Linked DNA regions of Homo sapiens: region 1 is linked to region 2. The links are chromatin loops, found by intact Hi-C in ENCODE. Cell type or tissue: GM12878. All regions are shown on one strand. Region 1 overlaps STT3B (STT3 oligosaccharyltransferase complex catalytic subunit B). Region 2 overlaps STT3B (STT3 oligosaccharyltransferase complex catalytic subunit B).

Region 1 (8,000 bases), 58 kb after region 2:
AAGTGAAAATTTTAAAAAGGCAGGGAAACTGTATTTTTATGCTTAGGTTTGATGAAGAGTGGACAGTCATGTAGAAATAAGATTGGACAAAGAGAAGTACGATCTAATGGCAACAGACTGGGAAGAACTTAAGGCCTATTTGTTCATATTCTTCTTGGTGTCTCTGTGTCTTCATCTTTTCCTCTGGGTGTTAGAAGGACCCCTCTGGAATGAGGATCTTATAACCTACTTACAGGAAGGTCAGAGAATTATTTTATGACCTGCCTCAGGGGAGAACAAACAGAAAAGATGAGAGAGACTTCCCAGTTTCTGCTGGTTTCTCAAATGCCAAGATGCCATAATTTGGCATGAGCCCTGATACAAATTTAGAATCTTGTCTAAATGTGTAATTAAGGTCACATCTTATTACTCAGTTATAAATAGTAACTATATATCAAGATTATCCTGATCCTAAGTCTTTGTATCCTTCAGCAAAACAAATCGGAGAATTGTTTTTCAGTGATTTTGAAAAATTACTTCCCTCCACCCCAGAAAACCCCCCTAAAATATAGAGGAAAGGGAGGAACTTAATGTGTTAAATAGGCTTGTTATTCAAATGGGATTTTTTTTCCCCTTTGGTCTGGTACATGTGTAAGGAGTCTGATCATTTAGGAAAAAAAAAAAAAGTCACAGAATTTTTTGGATGTATTAATTAGGCAACTGTCATTTGACAAAGGAAATGTTGGCTAGATGAAATAAGTAGTCTTTGATATGAATGGTGCAGGACATTCTAAGAAGCTCTTTCAAATGAAAGTTTTTAAATGACCTTGGAAAACTGCTTTGTTGATTATGTGACCCTTTTCTTTAATTAGGTGTCTTTGCATTGCTGCAAGCTTATGCTTTCTTGCAGTATCTGAGAGACCGATTAACAAAACAAGAGTTCCAGACCCTTTTCTTTTTGGGTGTATCACTAGCTGCAGGTGCTGTGTTCCTTAGTGTCATCTATTTGACTTATACAGGTACGTGTTATCACCTGTAGGGTGTGAATATTGTCTATACAAACAATATAAGAAAAATAGCCAAAGTTTCTAAAATCTGAATAACAGCATGACTACAAAGTGATTTTTTTCTTTTTTTTTTTTTTTGAATAGTATATCTTAATTTTGTGGCATCAAGCTCTGATAAATCTACTTTTAAGCGTCCTTCTCTTGCTGGATGAATAGTCCCAAACTATAAAAAGAAAAAAAAAATCAGAGCTTCTGTTATTTACCTGTTATATGCTCACCTTCTCTTGCATGCACACACACTCCCTCTTTCTCCCCTACTTTTCAGCAGTTTACTAACAGAATCAGTTTCAGTCTGCTTCTGGATTCTAAGTTACCCTCTAACCTTTATTTACCAGTCCTTAGAAACAAATTGAATTCTTTCTAAATTTATTCTGTCAAATTAATGTAAAAGCCGTGAGTGTTTAAAATCATCTTTGAATTTATCTGGTGGGATATGGCATACTGGACTAGATCATTTAGAAACTCCCTTTCCCCTGCCCCCCGTTTATTTTATTTTTTTTAAATGATCTGGTCTTGTTTAATGCCTTAGCCTTATTAGTCAACTAAAAGCTTAAGAGAATTGGAAAACTTTCTACAACTTTATCTCAAATGTGTTTCTCTGGAAGTGGGTTCTCCATGGATATTGTTTTTATTTGATCACTACCTTATTTTTTCTGACTGCCAACTGTCTGAAATAGGTTGACACCTATAAATGAAAACTGAAATTCTTTGAACATTAGTTTGTCTATCTATAATTAGCAATAAACATAAAGGCAATAAAAGATTTACAAAATAATAAAAAGGCAGATTAATTTCATCCATGTTTTTCCTTCCAAGGTTACATTGCACCATGGAGTGGCAGGTTTTATTCATTGTGGGATACTGGGTAAGTACAGTTACATTATTTGGCATCATATTTATTGAAATACTGCTTTTCCTTTGTTTTTATCTGTTTTGTCAGTGTTTCACTCAGTTCTTGGGCAACACTTCTAAGTACCAAAGATGCTAGTTTAGTAAATGTTAAATTCCTTTTACTTTATCTTGTTATGATACCTGTTCTGAATGCATCTTTAGTATGAAATGTACGTTGTGTATTACTGTTCTGCATGGGCAACTCCTTGTTTCCGTTTTGTTTGTAAGAATATTTAGGTTACCTTTGTGCAATTTAAAGATTGATTTGTCTTTTATAACATTTTCATCTTTAGTAATAATTTTTTATTCTTAAGAATTCTTAAGGATACTGTTTAATTGCCATAGATAGGAAGAAAATTTAATTTTTTCTAATACCATCTGATCTAAGTTTTTTTGTTTTTTTAAATCTGTGAAACACAAGAGAATATATATCTGTTGTGGTTTTTTTTTTTAAAGTGCTGTTATAAAATGAGTTAATACATTTGGTTTTGAATTAGACTAGTTCAATAAAACTTTTTTTCTCTAAAATGTTTTCCTGGAGATTAGAAAATATCTATTGATTATAATTTATGCCCCTCCTCTGTTCCTGCTGTTCTGTCTTGTTACTCCCCAGGTGGCTCAATAAAAAACAATTTATTGAACAGACATGCTTTCTGATGTGATACCAGAAGGACTTGTGTCCAGGTCTAATTAAAGGACATAAGCAAATTATGCATGAATGACTGGAACTAACAATTAGACACATACTTCAAGAGTTCAGCCTGTGGATCACTAACGAATTTGAAGGATAACCCAAGTTGTAGAATGTTATTCTGATTAGGTTAAATTACTAGGTTAACTTGTGCAGTTATATTATAAAGTAATAATATAACTGTAAAATAAATTATACAGTTATATATAACTGTAAAGTAAAATTGTAATATTATAATATAACTTGTGCAGTTATATTATAAAGTAGTCAATTAATTGACTACTTTAGAATCTCAGGGTGTTTCAGTAATAATTTTTTCAGTCCTTTCCATTTCCTTCACCTGTCTCCATGCCAGCTTCATGTCAAGCAAGGCATTATTGTGTAAGGTGTAATTATTGGGTAAAGTATTTCTGCTACAGGTTGAGTATTCAAAATCTGAAACGCTCTAAAATCATGAACTTGTTGAGCACCAACATGATGCTAAAAGGAAATGCTTATTGAAGCATTTCAGAATTTCAGATTAGAGATGCTGAACTGGTAAGTATAATGCAAATATTCTAAAATCTGAAACACTGCTGGTTCTAAGCATTTCAGATAAAGGATATTCAGTCTGTAGTAATAATTCCAAAAGGTAATGAGACTCGTTGATGCAAACATGAAAAATGCTGACTTAAACTACAGAACAAATTGCCAGTTGAACAGAGATTTCTGTATTGGAATTCAGAGCCAACATTCTCATGTCTGGATCTAGATAATTCTCTGAATTTTACAGAGGGCATATTAGTTTTAGTTTTACCAGTGTAGACCAAACAGAAACTATCCAGTATAACTGGTTACCTTGGAAGGTATATTTAAATAAGAAGGGGTAGGGAGTAGGTACCATTTCTACAACCAAACAAGATTTCTTCATCTAAAAGGAACTCCTGTTTTATCACTTAATTGTAAACAATATTAACTTTTTTAATACCAGGTATGCAAAAATACACATTCCAATTATTGCATCAGTGTCTGAGCATCAACCTACGACTTGGGTGTCTTTCTTCTTTGATCTACATATTCTTGTATGTACCTTCCCAGCAGGCCTTTGGTTCTGCATCAAAAATATCAACGATGAAAGAGTATTTGGTAAGAGAGGTTTTTAATGAATACTTTGATATGGAATAGTTATTTTTCTTTTTGAGATTATTTACTTTAAATTTTTGTTTTTCTATGTTTGACTCTATATATTCAAGATAAATTTTCTCCTTTATTTTGCATAGGTGCTTAACCAAGAAAAATTCACTGAGAGGCTGGGCATGGTGGCACACGCCTGTAATCCCAGCACTTTGGGAGGCCGAGGCGGGCGGATCACCTGAGGTCAGGAGTTCGAGACCAGCCTGGCCAACATGGTGAAACCTTGTCTCTACTAAAAATACAAAAATTAGCCGAACATGGTGGTGCATGCCTGTAATCCCAGCTACTCAGGAGGCTGAGGCAGGATAATTGCTTGAACCTGGGAGGCGGAGGTTGCAGTGAGTCAAGATCAAGCCACTGCACTCCACCCTGGGAATCAGAGCGGGACTCTGTCTCAAAAAAAAAAAAAAAAAGAAAAAAATTCATTGAATTTGTATTAAGTATTTTGATTGTTTTAATTTAGGACTAGTATATTATGGTTTCTGAGAGGTTAATGTTGTAGTTTGTGTTTGAGAATTGAAAATTTTAACTTTGTTGACAATAGCCTTGACTTTGTTTTCTGAGTAAAATTTTATTTAAGTAGGAAGAAGTTTTTAGGGACATTCATCTTCCAGATTTCAGAGCAAAGACCATTTTATAGCGGAATAAGGATCACCTTTCACTAAACATCCTCTTCATTGACAGATTTGTATATTTCCAACTAATAAGACTTGAAATACAAAATATTTAAATGCCAAGTATTTAGGGTTCTATATTTCTAATATAAGTGGACAAAATAAGCAGATATCAAAGGCTTCTACATGATTTAATCACACATGAAATATGCTGTGGTTGTTTTGTATGAGATAAAAACTGAAACTGAGAAAAACTTTATCACGTGCACAGGATCACACCAGTTGGTAAGTAATTTGTAGTGCTAGAAACTTGTACAATTATAGGATCTGGACCATGAGTGACACATGAATCAGGAAAGAAAGAACAGCACCTGTAGGGGTTCAGTTTAAAGGATTGCACACTCATTGTTCTCTAGGTTAATGGATCCTGGATGAGGCCCTGTTAATACTGCATCATTCAAGAAGATTTAACTTAAACCTCATGACTCAGTAATCCCATTCCTATGTATATATCTAAGAGAAGTGAGTGCATATGTCTACCAGAAGACATGTTTAAGAATGCATTAGTAATTTTATCTACAGTAACCCCTAATAGTAAATATTCCAAAGTCATCAGCAGTAGCATGAATAAATTTTTGTATATCTGTAGTGGAATACAACACAACAATCATTAAAGAACAGGATGGGGAAATAAGAGAAGCCAATACAAAAGAGAACATTTTTATGTGGTTACATTCCTGTAAAGTTCAACAATAAGGAATACTAATTCTTTAGAAGTCTAAATAGTGGTTACCTTTTTTGATAGGGGAGGGGGTTGTTACTGACTGAGAAGAGGCATGAGGACATATAAAAATGTTCTATATCATTATGGGTTGTAGTTACACAGGTGTGTATATATACAAATTCATTGAGATACACACTTAAGAATATGATGCGATGTATTTTTTAGTCAGGAAGAAAAATTTAATTAGCATCAGATAAGGTAGGAGCTCACATGACTCACTGAATTTGTAAAGTTATACATAGCCTTCAGCCAGAAATAGTTAGAGTCTTTTCCTGTGGTTAGCACATTATCCAGAAAGCTCTGGCTATTGGAAATTTGTTTCAAAAATTTTTTTTAAGTTTCTTGGCAGTAACTTTGCAGGTTCCTCCTTTGATTAATAACTTACGTTCTTCTCATCCCGTTTTTGTTTTAAAGCAGGTTTTATGCCAGATATTGGCACTGGCTTTTTATAGATTTTAAATCTATAAATTTATTTTGCCTGGAGATGTCATGCACAAATATGTTTTTATCTGCCAGCTATGGGTTTTTTATGATGTTATTGACAAATAGTGAATTAAGTCTAATTCTTCATAACTAATTAAATTTGAATCATATACATTTTTCTAAACTGTGGATGTGTAGGTTTTATTTAGTGAACACTAGTTATAATTTCTAAATGTGGCTAATTAATCAGTTGTTCAGTAGTATCAATTTAGAAACAATTAGATCGTTTGTGAGACATTTATATAATTCCAGGTTGGTTTTATAGTTTTAAGTATCTAGTTCAGTTTCCTGGGAACTTTTTCCCTCCAACATATTGTAAGAGAATTTGTCTTTGCAGTTGCTCTATATGCAATCAGTGCTGTCTACTTTGCTGGAGTGATGGTGCGACTGATGTTGACTTTGACTCCAGTCGTGTGTATGCTGTCTGCAATTGCCTTTTCAAATGTTTTTGAGCACTATTTGGGGGATGACATGAAAAGGGAAAATCCACCTGTGGAGGACAGCAGTGATGAGGATGACAAAAGAAACCAAGGAAATTTGTATGATAAGGTGGGGAATCTAAAGTAAGGCCTTTAAATTGTCTATGTCCTTTCTTAATTTTTCCACCACAGTAAGAACTATACATATCAAGAAATGTTATTAAATGATGATTTGGACAAACTGTGACTTTTCTAGTTGGTCTCCACTGTTTGCCTCAAAATATGAATCCTGGTCAGTCCTTTAGCTCAGAGTTAGAAAATAGAATGTAATCAGAGAAGGAATTCCTCTTTTTGGTAATTTGTTATCTAAATACTTAAGATATATACCCTTGTTAATATACCCTTCCATTTTTGAGAGCAAAAACTTTATGCTGTACTAAATTACATAACATTTGGCACTGTAAACCCCTCTGAAACCATGTGGACAGACAGGTGCTTATCCTTGAGGTCCATACTCAGTGCATACTTTCAAAATATTTTGGAAGTGACATTTGATTGGTTGAACAGTAAAATGAAGGGAGCAAAATGCCTTTTTTAAAACCCTCCAGTTCGTTAGCAATAGGTAACTGGCCAATACAGGTAATTTATTTTTAATCTATAGTTTCTCAGTTGGTGCAAGTGTGAAAAGGACTTGTAAGAATTAGAGCACTTGTCTTGGATGACATATTAAACTTTGCTATTTGAATATTGCCTGGATTTTAAAATACTAATAAATTAAACTTCCCAGTATCAGTAATAACTTTGAAATTCTTTCCTTCTATAAGATGAATGTAATTCATAAAGATGTGTGTTAATAAACCCACATTCCTGATTTTTGTGTTTGTTGTTATTGTTGGGGTTTTTTTGTTGCTTTGTGGTTTCTTAACCAGCCTTGAAATTTAGAAGTTGTGACTTTTTCTATTCTCTCTTCCCTTTTCTGTTGGGGAAGGTGATTTTTTAAGGTAATCGTAGTTTTAACAAGTCTGTTGGTTTTAGGGTTTCGAAATCGGAAGACTGATTCTGTTAATGCAGTTTTTTCCTATACTAAAGTGGTACATGGTCAAAATTATAGCTGAGCATTGCCATTTTCAGGATGTGGAATTCAGATTTTATAAGAATTTACATATTAAGATTTCACCAGAATGGGGTCATTTGGTTAATCTCCTTTGTATTTAATTAAAGTATAAGGACAACTGGGTTTGAAAGCAGCTTCTTACTGGAGATAATTATTTTGCTCTGTGACCAGTTTCTGGATTGGTATATTCCCAGGAAACCTTATTCACGTTTGACTTAGAAAACACTCCATCACCCACATAAGAATATCTGATGGTTATACATTTTCTGAGTCATAGAATTAAATTGATAGATAAACAGTCTCTCAACTTTTTCCATTGAGTATCTTAATGAAGCAAGTCAAATAATGAATTTGTCTAACCAATTTTTTTAATATCTTTAGGCAGGTAAAGTGAGGAAACATGCAACTGAACAGGAAAAAACTGAAGAGGGATTAGGCCCTAATATAAAAAGCATTGTCACCATGTTGATGCTGATGCTATTGATGATGTTTGCTGTCCACTGTACCTGGGTCACAAGCAATGCCTACTCTAGTCCAAGTGTAGTCCTGGCCTCATACAATCATGATGGGTAAGAAAATAACTCGGATACAAAAACATTTTATACTTACACTTCTTTTTCGTTGTCTCAAAGGATATAATTAAAAAATAGAATGTTGTTTGTGAGATTCTGCATTTGCTTGTTTTTAATTTTTTATTTTAATTTTGGTAGGTACACAGTAAATACATAATTTTATGGGGTACATTCTATTTATGTCTTTTGATACAGGCATGTGTAATAATCACG
Region 2 (8,000 bases):
GATGTTAGCTCTGGGTTTGTCATATATGGCGTTTATTATTTTGAGGTGTGTTTTATGCATAGTCTGAGAGCTTTTATCATGAAGGGATCTTGCAAATTCAAGATTAAGTTCAAAATTAAAAAATCAAATGTTTTCTCCTTATTGAGATGATCATAGGGTTTTTGTCTTCATTTTCTTGAAGTGATGTATCATATTTATTGATTTGTGTCTGTCGAATCATCCTTGCTTCCCTGGTATAAACCCATTTCATCATGGTGTATTATCTTTTTGATGTACTGTTGGATTTTGTTGAGAAATTTTGCATCTGTGTTCATCAAGGATATTGGCTTTTAGCCAGTTGTAGTATCCTTGTCTAGTTTTGGTATCTGGGTAATGCCTCATAGAAAAAGTTAAGGAGAATTCCCTCCCCTTCAGTTGTTTGGAATAGTTTGAGGAGAATAGATGTGTGTTTTTCCTTGAAAGTTTGGTAAAATTTGACAGTGAAGCCATCAATTCCTGGACATTTTTTGTTGGGAGAACTTCTATTACTAATTCTGTATCATTACTCATTTATTGGTCTGTTCAGGTTTTTTTTTTTTTTAATTTATTCTTGATTCAATCTTGATAGGTTATGCTTATCCAGAAATTTATCAGTTTCCTGTAGGTTCTCTAGATAGTTGTTCGTAGTAGTCTCTGATGATCTTTTGTATTTCTGTGGTACTAATTTGTAGTGTCTTTGTTTTCATTTCTGATTATAGTTGGGTCTTTCTCTTTTTTCTTGGTTAGTCTAGGAAGTGCCTTATTGGTTTTTTTTTTTTTAAATCTTTTCAAAAGAACCAACTTTTTGTTTTTGTTTCATTGATTCTTGGGGTGTGTGTGTGTGTGTGTGTGTGTGTGTGTGTGTGTGTGTGTGTTGTCTCTTTCATTTAGTTCTGCTCTGATTTTCATGATTTCTTTGCTTCTGATTTGGGGTTTGGTTTGTTCTTTTCTAGCTCCTTGAGGTGCATTATTAGATTGCTTATTTGGAGTCTTTGTATTTTTTTTTTTATGTAGGTGTTGTTTATTGCTATAAACTTAGCATGGTTTTTGCTGTTTCTTATAGGTTTGGGTATGTCATGTTTAGATTTTTGTTTGTTCCAAGAAATTTTTTTTATTTTCTCCTTTAAAATTTTTTCCTTCACCCAGTGGCCATTTGGGAGCATGTTGTTTAAGTTCCATGTATTTGTACAGTTTTCAAGGTTCCTCTTGTTATTGATTTCTCATTTTATTTTGTTGTGGTCTGAGAAGATACTTGATATTGTTTCTTTTTTAATTCGTTAAGACTTGTTTTGTGTTCTATTGTATGGTCTATCCTGGAGAATGTTTCTTGTGCTAATCAGAATAATGTGTATTCTGTAGCTGTTGAATGAAATGTTCATGTCAAGTACATTTTGTCTAATGTGCAGTTTAAATCCAGTGTTTCTTTGGTAACTTTGTCTACATGATCTATCTGATGGTGAGAGTGGATTGTTAAAAGTCCCCAACTATTATTGTATTGGAATATATCTCTTCCATTAAATCTAGTAATATTTGCTTTATATATCTGGGTGTTCCAGTGTTGGGTGCGTATATGTTTAGAATTGTTATTTCTTCTAGTTGAATCCACTTATCATTATATAATTACCTTCTTTGTCTCTTTTTACTGTTTTTTGACTTAAAGCCTGCTTTATCTAAGTGTAGGTACTCGTGCTCACTTTTGGTTTCCATTTGCATTGAATATCTGAATTTATTTCCCTTTACTTTCAGTCTATATGTGTCTTCACAGGTGAGATAAGTTTCTTGTAGGCAGCATATAGTTGGGTCTTTTATTTTTTTAATTCATTCAGCCAGTGTATATCTTTTAAGTGGAAAGTTTAATCCATTTACATTCAGGATTATTATTAATATGTGGGGGTTTATTCCTGTCATTTTATTAATTGATTTCTGGTTATTTTGTTCTGTTCTTTCTCTCATAATTTATCTTTGTGGTTTGGTGGTTTTCTGTAGTAGTGGTAACATTTGAGTCTTTTCTTTGTGTGTGTGTTGCTTTGCCAGTGGTTTTTATATTTTTGTGTGTTTTCATGGTAGTAGATATTGTCCTTTCACTTCCAGATTAAGTACTCCCTTGAGCATTTCTTGTAGGCTAGTGTAGTGATTATGAATTTCCTTAGCTTTTGCTTGTCTGGAAAATATTTTATTTCTCCTTCATTTATGAAGGATAATTTGCTGGATATAGTATCATTAGCAATTTTTTTTTCTTTCAGCACTTTCAATACATTATCCCTTTCTTTCCTGGCCTATAAGTTTCTGCTAAGAAATCTTTTATTAGTCTTATGGGGGTTTCTTTATAAGTGACTAGACTCTTTTCTCTTGCTGTTTGTGGAATTCTCTCCTTATGTTTGACTTTTGACAGTTTGACTGTAATGTATTGTGGATAGAACATTTTGCATTGTATCTGTTTGCAGATTTCTGAGCCTTGTGTCTCTGGATGTCCAAATCTCTTGCTAGACTTGGGAAGTTTTCATCTATTATTTTGTTACATAGGCTTTTAAAATCTTTTGTTTTCTCTTCACCTTCTAGGACACTGAAAATTTTAATATTTGTTCACTTTCTGTTGTCTTTTATGAAGACTTTGTTCATGTTTTTAAAATTTATTTCTTTATTTTTGTCTGACTAGGTTATTTCAAAAGACTTGTCTAAGTTCTGAGAGTTTTCTTCTGCCCCATCTAGTCTGTCATTGAAGGTTTCATATATATTTTTTATTTCATTCAATGAATTCTTATGTTCTAGAATTTCTGTTTGGTTCTTTTTTATGATATCTACCTCTTGAGTAAATTTCTCATTCATATCCTGAATTGTTTTTCTGATTTCTTTATATTGTTTTTCAGAATTCTCTTGTATCCTACTGAGTTTTTTTAGAATAAATAATTTGAGTTCTTTTTCTGGGATTTTGTGAATTTCTTTTTTTTTCAAAATTTTTTATTTTTTAAAAAAATTTTATGGGTACATGATAAGTATGTATATTTATGGGATACGTGAGATATTTTGATATAGACTTACAATGTGAAATAAGCACATCATGGAGAATGGGGTATCTGTCCCCTCAAGCATTTATCATTTAAGTTACAAACAATCCAATTACATTCTTTTTTTTAAAATATACAGTTAGGTTATTATTGACCATAGTCACCCTATTGTGCTATCAAATAGGTCTTATTCATTCGTGCTGGAATTTTTTTGTGTGTGCCCATTTAACCATCCCCACCTCCCCACCAAACCCCCAACTACTCTTCCCAGCCCCTGTTAACCATCTTTCTACTCCCTGTGTCCATGAGTTTGTTGTGAATTTATTTTTTTGATTGGGATCTGTTGCTGGATAATTACTGTGTTCTTTTGGAGGTGTATCATATTTTCTTTTTTATGTTTCCTGTGTTTTTACTTTGGTATCTGCACATCTGGTGTAATGGCATTTTTTGACATTGCTTTTGTTGGAGAGAATTTTTTCCTGAAGATATATGTATGGTGTTGGTTGGATATGGCACTTTGGTATTGATTCTGTGTGTGTGTGGTAGTGTGTAGTCTCCATATGATTTTCTTTTTTTCTGTAAACAGCATTAGTGTGTCTGTGATTTCCCCAGGGGCTTAAGATGTGGTTGTTAGTGGAGGCTGTGGTGAAGTTTTGATGGGGTCAGGGATACCAGGTGTAACAGTCTTTTGGACCCAGTGGTGGCAGCAGTGAACTGAGCATCCCCTCAGTGTTTTGGCCCGAGGGCAGCTTATGCCAGTGACAGCGTTCGTGCATCCAGGCTGATTTTAGGCCTCCAGGTGGCCTGCTTAGGTGCTGGGATTCCAGTGGTGGGTCATGCAGGGGAGGGCAGCTTCTCGAGCCCCTGGGCAGCAGGTGTAGCATGGGTGATTGCAGTAGCAGCGGTGGACAACTCCCTGGAACCTAAGTGTCTGTGCTGGTATTGTGGTGGCTGCAATGAGTTGTGTGGGCTGGTCCCCAGACCTGCAGGTGATGCATGAGTATGGGTCCTAGCTCTGCTGGTAGTGGCAGGTTAAGTGGGCCTGACCTCAGACCCTGGGAGTAGTGTTCAGGTGTCACTGGTGGTGGACTTAGTGAGGTGATCACCAGAGATCATCCACACCTTGGATTGTGTGTTTGGGTACTTGCTTTGGTGGGGGTATGGAGCTAGCTGGGTGGACCGGCTGGCAGTGGTAGGCAAGGGAGGGGTGATCCCCAGTTTGTGGGTGGAATGCTCAGGAGGGGCCAGCAGCAACTGCATTGCAACCCTGCTCTACTAGGGAAGGTGGGGTTGCTTTCCTTCAGAGTAGCTGTAGGCTGGCAACTTGGGGGCGGGGCATGGGTTTCCTGCCTTGGCTCTGCAGCAGCCTGCAGCCCTCAAGTGGCTGTAAGCAATGGAATTTGTCCTTAGCGCAGGTAAAAATTCACAGTCGCCCTCTGCTGGGGTGGGCAGTATCGCTGCCTTGTAGTGGCCCTGGCAGCAGGATGCAGTTTAATGGGGCCTGTGTTCTCAAAATGGCACCATGTTGTAGCTGCTTAGGTTCGAGTGATTCGTGGGATCCAGCATGAGCTGTCTCTCTGGAGCAGTGCTTTCGCGTGGACTTCAGGCAGCTCCCTGTTAGTCTTGGGACCTGAGAGGGTCAAGGAGCTCTCCTGTGGCTAGGATTTTAGGAGTCCTAGTGGTTCCAGTGGGAATGTAGACCTTAGGGGGTCTCTCACCCTTTTTCTGCATTATAAGCCACTCCAGCCTCCTACCTGATCCCAGCCGAACAGGCTTGTTTCCCTCTTTTTCCTTGCTTTTGATGCTTCCCATCACTACTCTCTTGAATTTCATTGTTCTCTCTCAGGTGATCTTTTTTACTCGCTATTGTGGTTCCTCTCCATAGATGAGACAAGTACCAGATACATCTAGTCAACTATCTTCAGCATTGATTTTTATTGGTTTTGATTGCTTATCTAAACTAGTAGAGCAAATTATTTTAGTATGCATGGTGAGTGCCTTTAACATTCAGTCATTTAACAAATATTTATTGTGTGATAACTATGTGCCAGACACAGTACTAAGCATTTGGGATATATACAAGGATCTTTGTTGTGATGGAGCTTATTTTTCAGATAGGCAAGCAAACAAGTAAATAAAAAGATCAAGATAATTTTAGTTAGTGATAAAGGCTATTAAAAAAGTAATATGCTAACTAGTGTTTGATGTGTTTGTAGACCATGGCTATGGGGCCACTACTGTAGATTGAGAAGTGAAAGAAGGCCTTTCTGAGATAATATTTGAACTAAAATCAGAATGACAAGGAATTAGGGCCCTGCAAAGATCTGGGTTAAGAGCATTCCTCTTAGCAGATAAAAAGTTGATATGTTGAAGGAACAGATATAATGCCCCTGTGGCCAGGATAGAGTTAGAAAAGTGGTGTGAATAGTGTTAGGATAGAGCCAGAACAAGTGCTGAAATTGGTAATTGTGGAAATTAGACCCTTATTCAGACGTTTTTTTTGAGATGGAGTCTTGCTCTGTCACCCAGGCTGGAGTGTAGTGGGCGCGATCTTGGCTCACTGCAACCTCCACCTCCCGGGTTCAAGCAATTCTTCTGCCTCAGCCTCCCGAGTAGCTGACTGCAGCAGGTGTTTTCCGTTTCTGTATACAATACTAAATGGTTCTGTGAGTGACTGTTGATGAAAGACTTCAGAGGCCAGAACATGAACCGGGACCCAAACAGCATTGAATATCAAGTATACGGGAGTATTCCCTGAATGAAAATTTAATTAAACCAGTTACACTATTTTAGTGCCCTCTATCTGAATAGTATATTTCTATATAAAAAAAATAGTTTACCTTAGTAAAGTGGGAATGTTTAAACATTTCACATCATTTACAACCTCACACTGGCACTAAATCACTTTGCTCGGGCGACAGTTGTGTAAAAATGCTTTAAAATTGGGTCATATATAAAATAGTTCAGAGGAGCTTTAACACATATTTTATTAACTTTACTATATATACCAGGCACCGTCCTTGGTGCTAGGAGTTGGAAGATTGATTCCTTCATATTTGCCCAGAGGCAAAATGATGTGAAATAGACCCCTGGCTTTGCTGCTTTGACTTGTCTAACCTTGAGTAAGAGCAGGTTACTTAACCTCTTTGTGCTTCCATCTTCTCATCTGTAAATAGGGAATGACAATAATATACATCTCAATAAGTTGTCATAAAGATCAAATTATTAATAACAAAGGTATTTAAGGCATAATAACCACTCATAAAATGTTAACAATTTATTGATTTTGTTGTTTTCATTATTCTCTTAGGCTGGGGGTTTCTTTTCTCAAGGACCTTCCAATCCAGTGGAGGAGACAAATCTGTAAATCAATGCTATTTCGTATATTAGATTGGAAAAGGTAGAATGCAAGGTGCAAAGTTCATCAGGGTTACGTATAAAGGAAGGATTGCCAATAAAAAGTAAAATGAGATTTTTTAATTTCAGTGAAAGAAGAGAAACAATCATACTTTAAATTCCTGGGGGATTAGAAAGTACCTGATGACCAGAAAGAGGAAGAGATTCCGAACCAATTGTTAAACTTTAAATCCCATAAATAATTTATTCAAATCAAAATACCAATATATAATAATTATGGTGATAATAATGGAAGTTCTGTATCTCTTGGAAGATGTTGCAAATAATGGACAATAGAAACAATAGGCTTAACCTTTTAACATGCCTGCCTGTCTTCTTTCCTTCCTTGCATTCTCTCATTCTTTCTTTTTCATGAGAAATTGGTACTTTGCTTTCTCTCAGATTAGTTGTTGATCCATGTATAACGTGTATTACAAAGATGAACTGGCCTTTTTAGACCAAATAGAAATTCCTGTTTCTTGTTTTTATATCTCAGAGTTGTAAAAGCAGGAAGGAAAAATTATGTGAGAACAAATGCTTTTCCATTTCTTCATTCTTTTTGTTACACTTACTATTCAAATGATAGCAGGCAGACATTATATTTCTCATTGGACAATCTCCCAAGTAGTTGTGTAACATTATGTGACAAACTTGGCTGTGATCAGAGGAGGGATTGAGATAAAATAAGCATTTGTTGGTTGAAAGAGGAAGGAGTTGTTGTACATTTTTTTGATAATGAAGTGTACACATACTTACTCATAACCTTGTAAGAACTAAACTTCGGAGAAGTAAAGATGACAAATTATAGCTTACTGAGAAGAGTTCAGTTATCTGAAGATTGACAGTGGTTGAATTGGTTAATATAAGAAGTATGAGAAAGGTGCCAAAAAGGAGAGAAATGTGAGCTAGAGATAGGGACTACTTGGCTTTGTTTCTTTGTGATAGTCACACTTATTGGAGGATTTGTTTGGTAAAACCAACAATTATGTATGACCCTTGTAAGGTGGTGAGTGAGGATGGTTGTTACTGGTCAAGCAGTACTTAATAAAGGTTTCTGGCCATGATTTTTTAAGACATACCTATACCAAAGAATTGAAATCTGAAATGGTACAGTCAGACATATATTAGACTTCTCTGTCCTTTTATTTCCAAAGTAACTTTAGAAAGGGCATAAGCTTTAAGGTTCAAAGTTGCATCTTAACAGATCTTAAGAGAACTACACCAGTGGTTTTTGTTTTAGATATTTTAAACATATATAGATATAGATCTATAGATACGCATGCCATTGTTTTCAAATACTTGTTTAGCATTTGAATCCTTTCTTCAAATGAGTTTGTACAAAAGCCCCATATATAAATAGACAAATAGGTAAGGTTATATAAGATGGTACCATATGTCATTCAAAACTGTGTGTCCATTCTGGTACCCCACTCTTGTCTGGAATCCCTGAGATACTGGGAACAGTTTGAAATCTTTAAGGTTCGCAGTGCCCAGAAGGTGATACAAATGATTTACCTGCATTAATTGCCCTGTTGCTGTTTGGAATCACCTTGTGATCATGCTTAAGAATGTGGGCACCAG

Evidence for each region. Peaks named below come from ENCODE experiments on the same cell type or tissue, not always from the same donor. Only the 100,000 strongest peaks of a DNase experiment are listed, where the experiment ranks them.
Region 1: a loop joins it to region 2, with 1.9 times the contacts of the local background. A loop is called at or near these places in 8 of 110 quality-filtered maps.

Annotation. Positions count from the first base shown.
Region 1 is chr3:31,616,078-31,624,077 of GRCh38, forward strand. It overlaps STT3B (STT3 oligosaccharyltransferase complex catalytic subunit B), which reads left to right. Exons shown (of 16, transcript NM_178862.3): 7 at 852-998; 8 at 1,863-1,911; 9 at 3,599-3,753; 10 at 6,020-6,231; 11 at 7,597-7,784. Among named protein-coding and RNA genes, the nearest start is that of OSBPL10-AS1, 84 kb to the right of the region's middle. In GM12878, no CTCF peak of the experiment used is centred here; DNase peaks (open chromatin) are centred at 4,754 and 7,084; H3K27ac peaks cover 465 bases.
Region 2 is chr3:31,558,298-31,566,297 of GRCh38, forward strand. The region is part of intron 1 of STT3B (STT3 oligosaccharyltransferase complex catalytic subunit B); the gene reads left to right. Among named protein-coding and RNA genes, the nearest start is that of STT3B, 29 kb to the left of the region's middle. RefSeq lists an enhancer at 3,473-3,642. In GM12878, no CTCF peak of the experiment used is centred here; no DNase peak of the experiment used is centred here.